Linked DNA regions of Mus musculus: region 1 is linked to region 2. Evidence: chromatin loops called from intact Hi-C (ENCODE). Cell type or tissue: gastrocnemius. All regions are shown on one strand. Links, peaks and the distances in the headings refer to the core of each region. The heading gives the core; the rest is flanking DNA.

Region 1 (8,523 bases), core at 413-8,412, 100 kb after region 2:
GTTCCTTTATCAAAAGATGTGAGCAAATATATCCATCAGCAAAATGTCTACTATTTGAACACTACCTGGATTCCCAAGGAAGTAAAATGGAAGCCTTATATTATATGTTCACAGCACATAATACTCTCAAGCAATCAGAGTGATTAACCCCACAATATGAAAAATATCACTAGCCAATCTCATTTGAGAAGGGTTTGTGCTGTCTGAGTCCATTTTTACTGTTTCAATTACTGAAGTAAATACACAGCATTAGAAGTGAGATGTTCATTATTTTGGGTGGGCGATGACTTGGAGAGAGTCTGAAGACAGCCACAGAGGTTGAGCATAGTAGCTTTACTGGGATGCATAGCTACATGGTTTTCAGACCCTACAACCTGCAGAATGGCATTGCTGCCTTACCTCACTCCTATCCTGTAAGCCAGTTTAATAAATCACTTTCTATTATTTACATATACACAGTCTATTGATTGTGTTCCTCTAGAAAATCATACCTAATATGTTATGTGCTCTCTTGATGTTTTATAAACACTGAGATCCCGGGTGAGAAACAATGGACTGACTAGGTAATTTGAAGATTCTGGGTAGTGATGCTCAAATCAAATGTATTGACCACTTTTCTAGAACCCTTGGCCCTAGCTACAGCTTTGTCACACAGATTCTGTTTAGCAACAATACATCTTAGTATTAATGTGGTACTCTCCTAGTTTGATTTCTGTTTCTGAGATAAAACACCTTGACAAAAAGCATCTTAGTAGAAAAGGGTTTGATTTCACCTAACAGTAGAGGTAACATTATAAAAGGTCTATCATAGAAGGTGATAAAAAGTAGCAGGTACATCGAAGATCTAGTGTCATCGTGTACACAGACACAAGCATAGAGAAATAAATGTGTGCTTGCTTGCTTGTGCCCTGGTTTATTTCTAAATCCACTCATACAATTCTAGACCTAGGAAACAATTTTGCTCTAAGTGGCTCTTTCCACCTCAACACACACAAAGCTTGAGACACACAAAGTCACAGGCCAACCTGTTCTAAATAATCCTCCACTGAGTTCCACTTCCCAGTTGACTCTAGGTTACCTCAGGACAACAGTTAAAACTAACCGTCACAGACAGAGAGCAGGCCCTCCCACCCCAGATTATACTTTGTTCAGAAAGTTATAATAGATGGCCATGGAAAAGACACACAAAATAGCTCCCATCCCCCACCCCCATTTGCCTAAAGGCAGAACATAAATTACACAAGTTCAATCACCTAGGTAAACTTTAGACCCTTGTTAGCCCAGAATTGTATTAGAGCAACCTACAAAACATTATCGACCACACATTTACCATCCCACAATTTGTCACCCTTAATGATACAAAAGTCACCCTAATCTTGACCACTTCTCCAAAGATTGATTATCCTTTGTTGTTACACCAACTAGAGTTACTTATTCTCTGGGTAATTCCCACTAACCGTGAAACTACATGAAATACACATATTAAAGAGCTAGGCTTTTCTTATTGTTAAGCTATCTTTTACTACAACGATCCTCACCTAAGAATTCATAAAGATGGAAGAAAATGAGTATCTTGTACTACAAACATACAGATTTGTGTTAGGTAAGTGCCATGTCCTGTGCACTATTTTAACCTCTTTGTTTCCACAGTTGCTCCAGGAAATGCCTATCAGTCCTTTTCTACTTCAGAGATTTATATGCTATGCATCTTTTTGATTAGCTATTTTTAATTTGAACTTTAGAGCCAAAATGGACTGGAATTGGTATTCAAACTCTAAGACCTTACTACCTTGTATTTAGTATCTCCACCGATCAGAGCCATTGCCAATATGATCAAAGTAGTACTTAGATAATCATGACAGGTCCTTTTTGAACACCTAAAAAATACTAAATATGGCTCCATGATCATTTGAATTCTGCATTACTAATGACCCTTGCAGAGATGAGGAAACAGACACAAAGGTTGAGAAATGTCGCAAGATTGGCACCTTGTACATGAAGGAAGCAAGCAGTCTGACTCCGATGTCTGTGACCCTAATTGCCTCTGTAAGCAGTGCTAAAGATGCTGTCCTGTTTTACTTCATACTTTTCAAACCTGAGCTTGCATCAGAATCAGAAGACCCTGAATCCTCAGCTTTTGATTATCAGCTTTGGGATGAAGCCAGAGATCTTCACTTTTAAGTCCTCATAGCAGTTCTGATGGTACTTAAAGTCCAAAGACCACACTTTGAGGAATAGTACAGCTCCACAAGGAAGATTCTAGCACCTAAATGTTCAAATTTTTGGCACAAATAGTATGTTTCTGGACAGTCTAGGCTATATAGAGTCTCTGTCTCAAAGTGAAAAAAATGCAGCAAATTTGACTACTCTATTCTTTTACTCAGAAGGAGAAAGAAGACAGGGAATATATAAGACTGGACCACTTGCTACATAGAGCTCTAGTCTAAGAACTTGCAAAGACTTTTACTTAGGCAAAAGTAGGCAGACCAACTTTACCTTCCATCCTGGGAGCCTCACTCATTAAGGTGGGCTCTGTTCTTTCATAAGGTTACATAGGCATTGCTGAGAGGCTGCCATGTTGTGATTTGCACCTTCAAGACACTTGAAAGAATTATGGTTTACACCCGTGGATCCTAAAACTTAGAAGGCTGAAGGACGTTTACAAGAGGCCACCCTTAGTTGTCACATGGACTATTAGGATGGTTTAATAGCCAACCAGTCTAAACATTGTTGCATGTTTGTTTGACTTTGTGCTTTGCTATTTCTTTTTTACATAAATTAAATCTACCACCCAATTTCCCTCTCCACATTCCCCTAAATCTTACTTAATATGTACTTTCCCAATTTAAAAAAAAAAAGTAAGTCAAATTGTTCTGCCCACATGTGCATAGGTATAAGGTTGAAATATTGGTAATCAACCAGGGGGCTACATCCGGAGCCAAGAAGGATTGTCTCTCTATCAGCATGTTTGGTAGAATGCAGACTCTCAAGAGGTCCTGTGATGTTTGTGATGGAGTTTTGTCCTTTTGGATTCACAGCCATGTCATATCCAGAAAATAACATTTCATATTACTCTTCTCTTATTTTCCTTCTCCCCCCTCTTCTGTGGTGTTTCCTAATCCTCATCAGGGGTTGTGTGACAAAGATGCTTCATTTAGTAATGGTCACTCATAGTCACTTGTTTTAATCATTTTGGCTACATATAAGTCTCTGCACCAACTGCTGTCTATTACAAAGAAATTAAGCAGACCAAGGCTGAGAGCAGTCCAGGTCTCCCCAAGATCCATGATCTCCACAGTTATGAACTTTTGGCCAGATTTACAGTTCCATGTAGAAAATGAAATTTCCTCCTGTGGAGTAGGCCTAAAATCTAACCAGAAAACCGTTGGTTACTCCATAGCAGTGTGTCACATACCAGTGCAACTATTATTGCATCAGTGGGAACATCCTGCACACCTCATCTGGTAGATGCCATTTCTTTAAATGTAGGTTTCACAGTCTATTCCCTAGCAAGCCTAGAATTTGCTATCTAGGTCATGTAGGCTTATTTCTTTAAATCTATGCCAAATGAATGCTGAACATAGTCTTAAAATGTAGGACTAGAGGACATTGTTCGAAATACCACAGAAGGTTCATCAATTTTTAATAACTTGAAAGGTAAAGTGGAAGAAAAAAACCAAATTTGCTGATTGTTTATCACTGTGCCTGAAATGCTCTTGTAATTAAAAATTCTAAAGACAATGGTCAGGTGCCCACAGGAGGATGATCTTAGGGTTGCTTTGGTTTGCATTTCCCTGATGACTAAAGGTGTTGAACATTTCTTTAGGTGCTTCTCGACCATTTGAGTTTCCTCAGTTGAGAATTCGTTTAGCTCTGTACTCCAATTTTTAATAGGGTTATTTGATTGTCTGGAGTCTAAATCTTGAGTTCATTGTATATGGGATATTGGCCCTCTGTTGGATGTAGGATTCATAAAGATTTTTTCCAAATCTGTTGGTTGCCATTTTGTCCTAATGAGAGTGTCCTTTGGCTTACAGAAGCTTTGCAATTTTATGAGGTCCCATTTGTCTATTATTAATCTTAGAGCATAAGCCATTGGTGTTCTGTTCAGAAATGTATCCCCTGTGCCCATGTGTTCAAGGCTCTTCCTCTTTGTCTCTTCTATTAGTTTCAGTGACTATGGCTTTATGTGGAGGTCCTTGATCCACTTGGATTTGAGCTTTGTACAAGGAGTTAAGAATGGATCTATTTGCATTCTTCTACATGCTGACCTCCAGTTGAAACGTTTGTTGAAAATGCTGTCTTTTGTTGAGTGGATTGTTTTAGCTCCTTTGTCAAAGATCAAGTGACCATAGGTGTGTGGGTTCATTTCTGGGTCTTCAATTCTATTGATCTTCCTGCCTGTCTCTGTACCAATACCATGCAGTTTTCATCACAACACTGAGATTCCACCTCACATCAGTCAGAATGGCTAAGGTCAAAAACTCAGGTGACAGCAGATGCTGTTGAGGATGTGGAGAAAGAGGAACACTCCTTCATTTTTGGTGGGATTGCAAGCTGGTACAGCCACTCTGGAAATCAGTCTGGTGGTTCCTCAGAAAATTGGATATAGTATTGCCTGAGGACTCAGCTATAACACTCCTGGGCATATACCCAAAAGATGCTCCAACATATAACAAGTACACATGTTCTACTATCTTCATAGCAGCCTTATTTATAATAGTCAGAAGCTGGAAAGAACCCAGATGTCCTTCAACAGAAGAAAGGATACAGAAAATGTGATACATTAACACAATGGAATACTATTCAGCGATTAAAAACAATGAATTCATGAAATTCACAGGCAAATGGATGGAACTAGAAAATATCATCCTGAGTGAGGTAAATCAATCCAAAAGAACACACGTGGTATGCACTCACTGATAAGTGGCTATTAGCCCCAAAACTCGGAATACCCAGGAAACATGAAGCTCAAGAAGAAGGAAGACCAAAGTGTGGGTATTTTGGTTCTCCTTAGAAGGGGGAACAAAATGCCCATGGAAGGAGTTACAGAGACAAAGTTCGGAGCAGAGACTGAAGGAGTGACCATCCAGAGACTGCCCCACATGGAGATCCATCCCATATACAGCCACCAAATGCAGACAGTATTGTGGATGCCAAGAATTGCATACTGACAGGAGCTGGTTATAGCTGACTCCTGAGAGGCTCTGCCAGAGCCTAATATATACGGAGGCAGATGCTCACAGCCAACCATTGAACTGATTATGGATCCCCAATGGAGGAGTTACAGAAATGACTGAAGGAGCTAAAGGGGTTTGCAACCCCATTGGAAGAATAACAATATCAACCAACCAGAGCTCCTAGGGTCTAAACCACCAACCATGGAGTACACATGGAGGGACCCATTGCTCCAGCCTCATATGTAGCAAAGGATGGCCTTGTTGGGTATCAAGAGAAGAAGAGACCCTTGGTCCTGTGAAGGGTCGATGACCCAGGACAGGGAGGTAGGAGTCGGGGGGGGGTTAGGTGGGGACATACCCTCATAGACTCAGGAGGAAGGGGGATGGGATAGGTCATTTCTGGGGGGTGAAATCAGGAAAGAGGATAAATTTGAAATGTAAATAAATAAAATATCCAAGAAAAAAGAAGAGGATGATCTTAGCCTTCCTCATGTACACCTTCATCTTTAAGCAAATGCATAGGCTTTCAGCTTGTTAAAATCCAGTCTTGAGGTCCAGAAATCCTACAGTACCAAAGGATAAGAATTACTCTTGAGACCTGATCCCAAGAAAAACTTAGGGTGATAAACAAGGAAAAAAGCAGCTGGTGTCTATGCCAATATATGGATGCCTGATTCTATGGATAAGACCATAGCCATGCCAATATATGGATGCCTGATTCTATGGATAAGACCATAGCCATTAAGTTCTAGGAAAAAAGATATGAGAAGCTGAAGAATGAAAGCAGTTAATACTATTAAGTAGTTTTTTCATCATTTGTCATGGGTTATCCTAGGGGCTTCTATTAGAAACACTTCCCTTGCTAATGCTTTGTGCCCTTGGTATGCTTGCTATAGCCCTGCTCCACATTTATCCTACCCTGAGATGCAGGTTGACAGAAAAGGATCAATTACTGTATGTATGAATTATCTCTTTGCTTCATTAATGATGTAACTTAAAACTGACATGTCATTTCAGCTTCACTTAGGTATAGACACATTTTTCTTTCCCAAATCTGCATTCCAGCTTATGGTTGTGCTGGTCAGCCCAATTAGCCTTTGAGGCTTAGTTGGCAGCCTGAAAGTCTTTTATGGACAATCGATATTTCTAAAAATAGTACAGTCATGCATAAAAGTTAAAAGGGAAAACATAGGTTTCTTTAAGGACATTGCTGATGCAGTAAAATTTATTTCTGACATGCTTACTAGACATAGGATAGGGCATGAAAAGACTCACAATACACTTACATATCCCTGCAAGTTTGTCCCTTGATATCTTTGGGCAATTTTTGGATACCCATTTCATAACTATTAGCTCAATCAATATTTTCTATTATCAGTATGTCCTATTATGTAGTGTAAATACTTCTGATCCTCAAAAGTAGCAGGCACACTCACTGTGGTGGAAGAGGTAAATAGCCCAGTAGATCTGAGAAGAAATACTTGTGTTCTAAAATCATGGTTTGAGTCATGGTATTTTGGGTACCAATCCAACTTCACAAACTCAGGTGTATATGAAATTCACCTCTTTTTATTTTCTGCAATACTCACTAACATCTATGATGAGATACTGTGCCACAATAAGGCGCACATTTGGTTTCAGTTATCCCATATGCTTGCTGTGCACTACATGTTAGTCTCTAAGGCTTTCACTATTTCTTGGCTTGCATACTATAGGGTTGAGAACACATTGTTTTTTCACATCACCAGCTGAGAGTCAGGCTTCACCCTGGTTCTTGGTCTTTGGTACCTACTATTGATACATAAGATTCTATCAACAGAACTCTTTATGTCCCATCTTAGCACAATGGATATATGTGCTCCTCTATCACATCCATAATAGACAACCTGGAGAGACCCTTAAATTCTTTACTGTTGCCATGTCTAGACCAGGGGCAACTATCTGGGCATAATCAGCTTCATTGCTCTCTTTGGGTCTTCTTGATAACCTGTAATTTTACAAATGACGGTCTGAATCTTTCCTCACTTCATTCCTTTGAACTTGTTCTGAATTTCCAACAATTCTGTCCCAAGCATTGGAACCCCAAATTTTACTGTATTCTTCTTTTAGGAAAGCATTCTGTTCTCCTGTGTCCACCTAACTCCCTTGCTTTGTTTAAGGGACACATGAGCTGGTGGGCTCTATTTTTGCTCATCTTACTTGCTCCCAACTTACTGTATTTCTTGTAATACAGGCTCCTTTTCTTCTTCTGCACCCAATCCTCTAAAAACTCAAGCCTGGAAAACAGTTGCTGTTTTTGTCCTTTTATCTTGTCTTATGTTCCTTGCTTCAAGGAACATAAATAAAACACTGTCAGAATGAGGGCAAATGGAGGAAACAGAACACAGGAGAGTGTAGCAGAAGTGAAAATGATTGCCGGTATGCTGGTAAATGTTTAACATCCTGCTGTCAAAGAGAAGAAAAAAAAAGTTTGATGTGTAGAGGTGCTGGTTTCTACAGTATAAATAACTCACACTGGCCACTGTCTGGATTGGAGTTGTCAGAATGGCAGCACTGAATTCTGGGTTCAACGGCGATGGCAGCCCCGAGCCATAAGGCATACTTCTTCCACACAGTTCCCAACATCATGAGGAATGCCAACAGCATACAGACAATAACTAGAGCAGTGCAATTACAAAGTGATCAGCTGTAACTACTTACTTTGCAGCCTCTGCGATGCTGGCTTTAAGTGCTGCCTGAGTACTAAGGACATGTACTTCAACAGGAAGCATCACCCGCAGTCCAGTTTCTACCATGTCATCTTAGAGAATCATTGGATTAGTTCACAGAACATCTGAGAATTTAGCAATGGGCTCTGGGCACACCAGTTATTAATATTTTGAGCTCAGTTGTTGTTTGCTAATATTTTTCACTCTTTCCTTGATACAATGGAAAGTGGACTTTTGTTGCCCAGTGTAGAAAGGTCATTTAACATTATTAATCTTTTTTTTATATCTAAGTCATTCCTCACATTATCTCAGGTTCACCTATGAAGCATCTTGTTGTACAAAGATCATTTGGGCTTATTTATTTTTCTCGTTTCCATAAAATATATTTTGATCATATTCTTTGCTGTCCTCCAGCTCCTCCCAAATACTCTCCCATCCTTTCCTACTTAACTTCATCTTTTTCTCTTACTAAACAAAACTAAAGGCGTATGCTCACACGCACTCACACATGTGCATTTGCATGTACGCATGCACGCATGTGTATACACACACACACCCCAAAACATGGAGTCCATTATTTTGACTTTGATCACATATGCAAAACTGTTTCTAGCCTAACTTGGGAGTGCTGAGTT
Region 2 (8,523 bases), core at 302-8,301:
CCATGAATGTGTATTGAATGAACACTGAAATGTTTGTCAGGATAGTTTACACACATATTATGAAAAAAAAAAAAAACTCTATTTCATACAAGCACCTCTCTTCCAGTATCTTCTAGAAACTTTTATTTTAGTTCTATAAGATAAACATCAATTCTTTTATTCATTGGACAGCTCTTTGTTGACCACTATGTGCTAATACTATCTTGGTCAATATAAGTAACTATAGTAGCAGAGCTACTCTAATTTTTAATAGGGAGAATAGGATATGAGAAAAAAATCAATCAATCAATCAATCAACCAGTAGACAATGCAATTTGGCCATACTAAGTAACAGATAAAATAATTAAATGATGTTTCCATTGCTACTTCAAGTCACCCCATAAGACCAAAAAAAAAAAAAAAATCACCTATTGCTTATAGATTACATAGCTGAAGAATTTGAACAAGGCACACTAGGGGAAGACTGTCCCCAGAGCATTACCCAGGACTTCAGCTTTAGGCTGCTGTGCTTGATAATGGGTGCTTGAGCTACATGGACACATCTGGTGGTAAAGTTTGCTGTTACCTGTGACATGTATTGAGTGGTGACTGGAATATCTCCATGTGGAATATCTCCATTTCCCCCAGCACGGCAGCCTCATGCCTCCTTACCATCACCCCCACTAGCTCAGAGTTCCAAAAGCAAATGTCCCAACAGGCAATGTGAAATCTCTATAACACTAATACCTTCCTAAGTAAACCTGGAGGCTGTGGTGTCCAAGATCAAATCACTGGAAAATTCAGAATACTGCTCGGAACTTGGAAAAATGTACCTGCTTACTGCGTTCTCCAGAGGGGAGTGATGACATGTGTTTTCATGGCAGAAGGACAAGAGGGCCAAAGGCTAAGTAACCCATCTTTAATGAGGACCAAAATTCCACTAATGAGGGAGGAGGAGCCCTCATGACCTAAGAAGTTTTTAATGGTCCTCTTTTAATACTATCACATTGGTCGTTATGTTTGAACACAAGAATTTTGAAAGGAATACATTAAAATCATAACACACAGCCTTAGCAATGAGCAGGTCCAGTAATGGCATAAACTCTGTGGGTGGCCTTTGTCAATTGGAAGGTCATATGGTGCCAGCTGCTACATCTTGTTCTCACAGAACATCTGTGCTGCCATCAGCATGCATCCAAAGGCCGCTTGGCAATGGATGCTTCACTGGCTGTGGTCCAGAAACAACCCATGGTAACTGCACTAGTTATCTATTGTTATATAACAAATGTAGATGCTTCTGACATCAAATAGCTGCTGTGGTTATCGATGAATCTATGGGTTCATTGAACTATTCTGTGATCTGGAGTCAGGTCACCTGATCTGGGCAGGGCTTGTTCATGCTTCCAAAGGTTAATATGGCAACTGGAAAGGCCTTAGCGGGATGTCTTTTCTCCTAACTTCATGTCTTTCAGATCCCTCCATCAAGGTGGCCTAGACTCATTCTTATAATAGGCATTACAGAGCAGAAGTAATAAGTTCAAGTTTCTGCTTGTGTCTTGTTAATATTTGGATTTAAAATGTCATACATAAACTTATATTTTAAAGCATTGGTCTCCAAGTTGGCACTATTTTAAGAAATTTTGGAAATCTTAGTAGGTGCGTCTGGGAGAAATCTGTCACTAGTGGTAGGTATTTTAAGAGTATAGTCTAACCATTGGTTCTTGTCATGCTCTCTGCTTCCTGGTATTCCATAATGGGATAGACTCTGCCACAAGTTTCCCACCATGAATGCCACCATGCCACCATGTCTTTCCCTACCCCAATGAACTAATACCCTTTAAACTGTGAACCAGAACAAAGCTTTCAACTACTTTCCATATTTCTATGGATCAAGTATATTTTTTCATGACGCAAAGGAAACACATAGATCACACACACACACACACACACACACACACACACACACACACCAGGATGGCTAGAAGTAGTTCAATAATTTGAGACAGCCAACAAGAGACAGAGTTACTGCATAAATAACTGCCCTCTCTAATCTCTCTCTGAAACACAGCTCCCAATCCCCTAAGTGTGAACTCTACAGATAATATGATGATGGAGTAAGACACTGTCTGCCCCAATGCTTACAGATATGTCTTAGGTTAGGGTTAGGTTAAGAGACACCAAGACCAGGACAACTCTTATAAAGAAAAAATATTTAATTGGGGTTGAATAACAGTTCAGAAGTTTAGTCCATTATCATCATGGTGAAAAACATGGTGGCATGCAGGCAAACATGGTGATGAAGAGATAGCAGAGAGTATTACATCTGGATCTCCAGAAAGCAGGAAGTGATTGACACACTGGACATGGCTTGAGCATCTGAGACCTTAAAGCCCACTTCCAGTGACCACTTCCTTCAACAAGGCCACATTTACTCTAACAAGGCCACATCTCCTAATAGTGTCACTTCTTGTGAGCCTAGGGGATCTCTTTTCATTCAAATCACCATAATATCCTATTCCAGACTTGGCTCTGTTGAAAATCCTCTGTGACATGTCTGAGAGGGTTTTTTTGTTGAAGACACTGTGACCCAGGTTCTAGGCTAGTTTGATTTAAATTATTTAATATTTTCAGATTAAATGTCTTTAAAATTTGGGATCCAGGAAAGCTATAACTACCTTGAAAGAGACTGTGAAGATAGTAAGGCCATTTGCACAGTGTGGAGTAGTGAGAAAATAATAAGTTAGAGCATTTACTATTATATCTGAGGACAACACATATTTTCCCTAAAAGTTGACAGTGTAAGGAAGGCATATGTGGAGACTCCATCACAGTGATGGGTGTCCATAAAACCTCTACATAGACAGTAGAAAGGCTGCTATCTGTGAAGAAAGCATTTCTCAAGAAAAGGAAGAATCATGTTTGGCTGGTGATAGCTCCTGAGAAACAACCAAAACAACCGACTGGATAAAGTGAGGTGAATACTACCTCTTTCCTTTCCAGCCATAGTCATTCTCCTGGGAGAGGCTTGATGCAAAATAAACAGGGGCACTCTCAATAAGTGACTCTAGGCCCACATTTTTTCTTAGTAAGAAATGCTTTGTATTAGTTACTTCCCAGTTGCTTTGATAAATCATCATGACCAAAACCAATTATTATGAAGAAAGAGCTTTTTTTTTTTTTTGCTTAGATTCCCAGACAGAGAATCCATATTGGTGCGAGAGGTTTGGCAGCAGGCAGCTGGAGCAGAAAGATGAGAGATCCAGTCTCCAACCACAAACACAAAGAGGAGACAGGAAACTGGAAGAGGTCTGAGGCTATGAACTCTCAAATCCTTCTTCAATGATGTATATTCTCCAGCAAGGCCATTAAACCTCCCCAAACAGCACTACTAACAGGGGACCAAGTGTTCAAATATTTGACCATATGGGGAACATTTCTCATCCAAACCATCACAATCTTAGAACAAAGGACTGAAGCATAAGATACACAGAGCTTATTAAACTTGACAGCATTTCTAAGCAGTTGTTTAACAAATAACACAAGGGATGTTAATACACAGCTACCACACATAGGCTGATTATACACTGTGTCCATACAAGTGCAGGGAGATTCATTTACTTCACAGTCTATATGACCAGTGCTTTTGATATTGTGCAGTGTATATACAACACTGATGTGCAATACAGTGATGTATGTGGTTATTCTGCTTAAGCCAAACATTCTACATCATTGAGCTGAGATGGAAATTCTCAGACGTTCACTGTTACTCAGTCTTTATATTTGAAATATTTACAAACGCTTTCTAGACTAGACCTAACTCAAGCTTGATAAAAATTTGTTCACAACTTTTCTTCCTGATACTTAGATCTAAAATTGTGTATGACTTCCTATGTTCTATCACCACATTTCCATCCATGTTTGACCTCTTATCATAGTAGATTGAGAATGCCTCCTCCGTCTTCAGAGCTGAACCATGTAATATTATTGCTTCTAGTGATGTTGAATGTTGAAGCTTGATACATTTACTTATTGTTAAAATGAGTAAAGCGTGACTAACAGAAGCCATGAATACTTTGCAAAGATGTGTTTCATTGTTCTCCGTGAATCTACAGCATTTAACAATTGACTACTGGGGCTGGGTATAGTGGCACACAATTTCTGCACCCGAGAGGTAGATGCAAGTAGCTCTCACTGTGTTTGAAATTTAGTCTACATAGCAAGTTCCAGGCTATCTAGTGCTGTCTCAAAACAAGTGAAAATTTTAACTACTGAAAATATGTGTGTGTATTTGTGTGTGTGTGTCTGTGTGTGTGTGTGTGTGTGTGTGTGTGTGAGAGAGAGAGAGAGAGAGAGAGAGAGAGAGAGAGAGTTTAATTCTTACAAAAAAGTATTTAAGAATCTTAAAGGAATGGAAAGTAAGTTCGTGGCAAGTACACTTAGTATATGAATAACATTTATGGATATAAATACATATTTAACAGAAATCTTGACTGGAGGAAATATGGAGAAAATAAACTGAAGGAACATTTCAGAAGATGTAAATTAAAAAGAGCTCGAGTAACTGTCTACTGAAACGTGTAATTTCTCCCATAAGAGACAGTAAATTATATCTGAAAATTTAAGTGACCCTTTCAGCCTGTTGAATATTCCATAATGCAGGATTAGAGTCACTGATATGAGTTTCTTTGGAGTAAGCTCTCCTGCTATTCAGTCCTAAGATGCTGATTTTCTTATTAGTCACTGCCTTCGACAATCCTGTACACTCTCTTCACTTCCACAGAAGGTCCTCGGTTTTCGTGGGTGGGGAGGCACTACTTTAAAGAGAAGTGAAGTATTCCTTCACTGAATTATGGGACCATTTGTGTGTCTGTGTTCTAAAAATAAAACACCAATCCCACAGGCCCGGATAATGTCAGAATTGACTAGTGTTATCTGTAAGATCCAAGGAGGGATATGGGTTGTTGGCCAATACTCAGGAGTAAACAATATCATGGGAGCTTCAGTACTTTCCTCTTGTGCGTCTTGCCTTATTTCTCACTGTGTGTTGGCTTGGTCCTTTGGCTGGCTTCCCTCCTAGTAGGAGTGAAGATGCCAGCAACACTGGGGGCTCACATCTACTTTCTTTATATCCAGCAGTGAGACAAAGAGAGTCAATCTTCATATTGACATTTATCTTGACTCTGGAAGACTGCTTGCAGAAATGTCTCCAATTTTCAACACTTCTCTGAAGTTATAACCTTTATAATAATAACCTTATGGTTTCTATCGGCACAAAGTACAACCTCTTTCCTTACCTTTTGAAGTTTTCTGGTCTTACAGCTTATACTAGCCAACACAGGATGGCAGATGTGCTAAAGTGATTATTTGGAGCTTAAGCTTCAAGAGAACTTCATAGTCACTGTCTCAAAGTGCTTACTACCTTGAATATGAGGACAAACTAAAGCTATCCTGATGGGATGTGAGAGGTCACATGAAACAGAGATAAGTCACATCAACTGGGCCCAACCCAGACCAACCTATAGACAGCCCACCCTCAAACACAAGAGAGTGTCCTTCCTGGACTGCTGTCCACAGGCACACAGGAAAGGTCAGCTGAGAAGAGCTGAATAACACATTTATGGAGGTATGACTTATAACAAACCCTAAGTGTTTAAAATGGGGGTTCTCAACCTGTGGGTTGCAACCCCCTTTAGAGTCGCATATCAGATATCCTGCATATCAGATATTTACATTACAGTTCACAACAGTAGAAAAATTACAGTTGTGAAGTAGTAATGAAGTCATTTTATGTTTGGGGGTCACCAGAGCATGAGAAATTGTGTTAAAGTGTCACAGCATCAGAAAATTTGAGAACTATCAATTTGAAACATCTGAATACTGTGGTAGTTTGTTACCTGGCAACAGTTAACTGATTCATAGATTTTCTTAAGACAGTCTTGACTGCATGTTAAATCCTAGATTCTTCTGCAACCAATAAGACAGTGGACCCAATCCATATGATGTCATCTACCTGGAAGTGTAATGCCAAAGAAGAAATGAAGGCCTTAATGAACAGCGGGGAACACTCAGCAGGGTGTAGGAGAAATGTGGGGAGAGTAGATTATGCAGTCTTTGAGTGGATATTGTTTGTCCTCTTCCATCATGGCTTCACCAGACTTCCCAGGTGGATGAGGATGGAAGGAGATAGGTGTGTCTGAACAGCTCCACTGGACTGAGGGCCTCTAACTCAAAACACAGCATCCCTAGAACCTCAGAGGAAATGCTTGCTTCAACAAAACTGACAATCACTGGCTCTGAAGGCTCAAGTTACTGAAAATTCTTATCTACATCTCCTGGTACCATTTGTTAAAGTACTGACAGGTTCTCACACTCCGTGTGAAAACAGGCCAAATCTCACACCTTTGGAGCTCACAAAGCCTTCCGAGAAGAAAGATGCCATACTTCCTATGAATATCCAACAACATACAAGGCCACTACCACCCATGGTACTTTTTCTGGAAGGTTCTATAACAGATCAACCTCCTGTAATGGCAAGCAATGCAAGGAAACCTCTAGACAACTTTACTTCAAAACACTGTCAAGTGTTGCTTCAGTCTGTTTCCTAGTGTTTATGTACTATTGTGTTTCCTTTTAATACACTGGAAATAGATTAAAATAAGTTTAAAACCATTAAATAAAAATATAAAAAGCAGGAATATACATTAGATTCATTGTATCCTGGCAGGTAGAAAATGTTGTCTAAACACAACTCAGTATGAAATCACTTCTGGAGGCTCCATTTCAAAGGGCAGACATTGACCAGGAACTGAGGGGACAGAGGCACCTTCTAGTACAGAGAAAAATAATTGTGGGTTTCTGGTAGCAGGTGGTTTTCATCTTTGTTTCTCAGTGCTGCTCTTAGAAGCAAGCAGGAAGGAACTTGTGTGTGTTAGAAAAGTAGATTACAGCTCTAAGACAACGGTGTAATGGAATTTTTTTTTAAATCATATTTGTAAGTACTCAGATTTTATTAGCAGGTAGCACATCAAAACTTATGGAGAGTGTAGCAAGAAAACAACTCCAAGAGATTTTGATATGAATATTGGTGGGATGGACTGTTAAGGACTTTAAACATTATATGTACGGATTTGTTGATTGAAAATGAAAGAAAATTAATGATGGAGATATGGTTCTGCACTTAAGAACACTGGCTATTTTTCCAGAGGACCTGGGTTTAATTCCCAGAGCCCACATGATAGCTCACACCTATCTGCAAATCTATGCCCAATGCCCTCTTTCTGGGGTACAGAGACATACATGAAGACAAAGCATAAATACACATTAAAATAAACTTTAAATATTATAAATAGTAGAATAAATTAAATTGGATTTAACATCTATAGAAATTAAACAGTATCGATAACCCTAGTGTCTCAATTGCCCGCATCATGCCCTTGTGTATCTTTACCTCACCAGATGACTACATTTGGTCTTTTATTTTAAACAATGGGACAGTAATACATTTGACACAAGTAGAGGATTGAAAAGTGTGTACAGTTTCCTCCTCCTGTCTTAGACTCCTCTTGCCATATTTATGAACATAGCCTTTTATAGCCTCCTGAAGCAGAACTCAGTCATCTCAGCCTACTGGAATTTAAACCAATAAAAAAAATATGGAATTCATAGAATCTGGGAGAAGGCACATCCTGTCTGAGTTTATTTGGGTTACAAGGTCTGTATTGGTTATCCCCAACTGGTTGTCTTACTGTTGTAGGGGCTTAAATATTACAAGTTTATTACCCCCATACACTTTATTTGGGTCACAAATCCGGGTCAGGCTTAGCAGGGAAGTTCTTCTTGGGTCTCACACTAAGATATAGGCTAGGTGTGAGCTGAAGGTCTGACTGGGATAGAAAGGCTCTGCTTCTATGATGACTCACTCAAGAAGCTGGTAACAACTGCTGTTAACTGATAGCAAAAAAGTCACCTTGGTCCCTAGGTGAGGTGCCCTAGGGTTATAGATACTTCCCCTAGAACACCTTTTCAGATAAAGAATCAGAGAGAGACTTGAAGGAAGGTTAAGCAAGCTTTAAGGAAAGGGGAGAGCAGTAAGAGAGCAGAATATCAAAGAGCAAGGCAGGTTAGACCAGGAAAAGAAATTAAAGCCAGTTGTAACCAGTCTTCATCCATTCATCCCCAGAACCTTTTACTGAGGTGGGCATAAAGATGGCACACTGCCCTGGATGGCATGAGTGATAGGCAGGAAAACTGCTTCAGCCCTTCGACCAATCACGGAAGAAACGGTCAAAAGTATTAACACTGGTCTAACCATTTTGATCGGTTAAGAGTTTGTGGCCACAAACTCAAGATGAATGTCTGCAATACACTTCTCCTTATGAATTTATCTTTCAGTTTTACGTAGCTGTGAGTTAGGATGGCACGGCGAGTTTGATGGCCTGGATGTGGTTTACCCATCATCTTTGGGGGCTAGTTTAGGGCCCCAAGCTGCTGGTTTGCTTTAGTTCTAACTAAGCAACAATAAGCAACTTAAGGACTATTTGTCAA

The links. Hi-C counts contacts between places; a loop is a spot of excess contacts. Peaks named below come from ENCODE experiments on the same cell type or tissue, not always from the same donor. Only the 100,000 strongest peaks of a DNase experiment are listed, where the experiment ranks them.
Region 1: a loop joins it to region 2, with 4 times the contacts of the local background. A loop is called at or near these places in 2 of 42 quality-filtered maps.

The regions. Positions count from the first base shown.
Region 1 is chr2:138,198,315-138,206,837 of GRCm38, reverse strand. No RefSeq gene overlaps it. Among named protein-coding and RNA genes, the nearest start is that of Btbd3, 76 kb to the left of the region's middle. In gastrocnemius, for the core only: no CTCF peak of the experiment used is centred there; no DNase peak of the experiment used is centred there.
Region 2 is chr2:138,301,525-138,310,047 of GRCm38, reverse strand. No RefSeq gene overlaps it. Among named protein-coding and RNA genes, the nearest start is that of Btbd3, 27 kb to the right of the region's middle. In gastrocnemius, for the core only: no CTCF peak of the experiment used is centred there; DNase peaks (open chromatin) are centred at 1,181 and 5,036.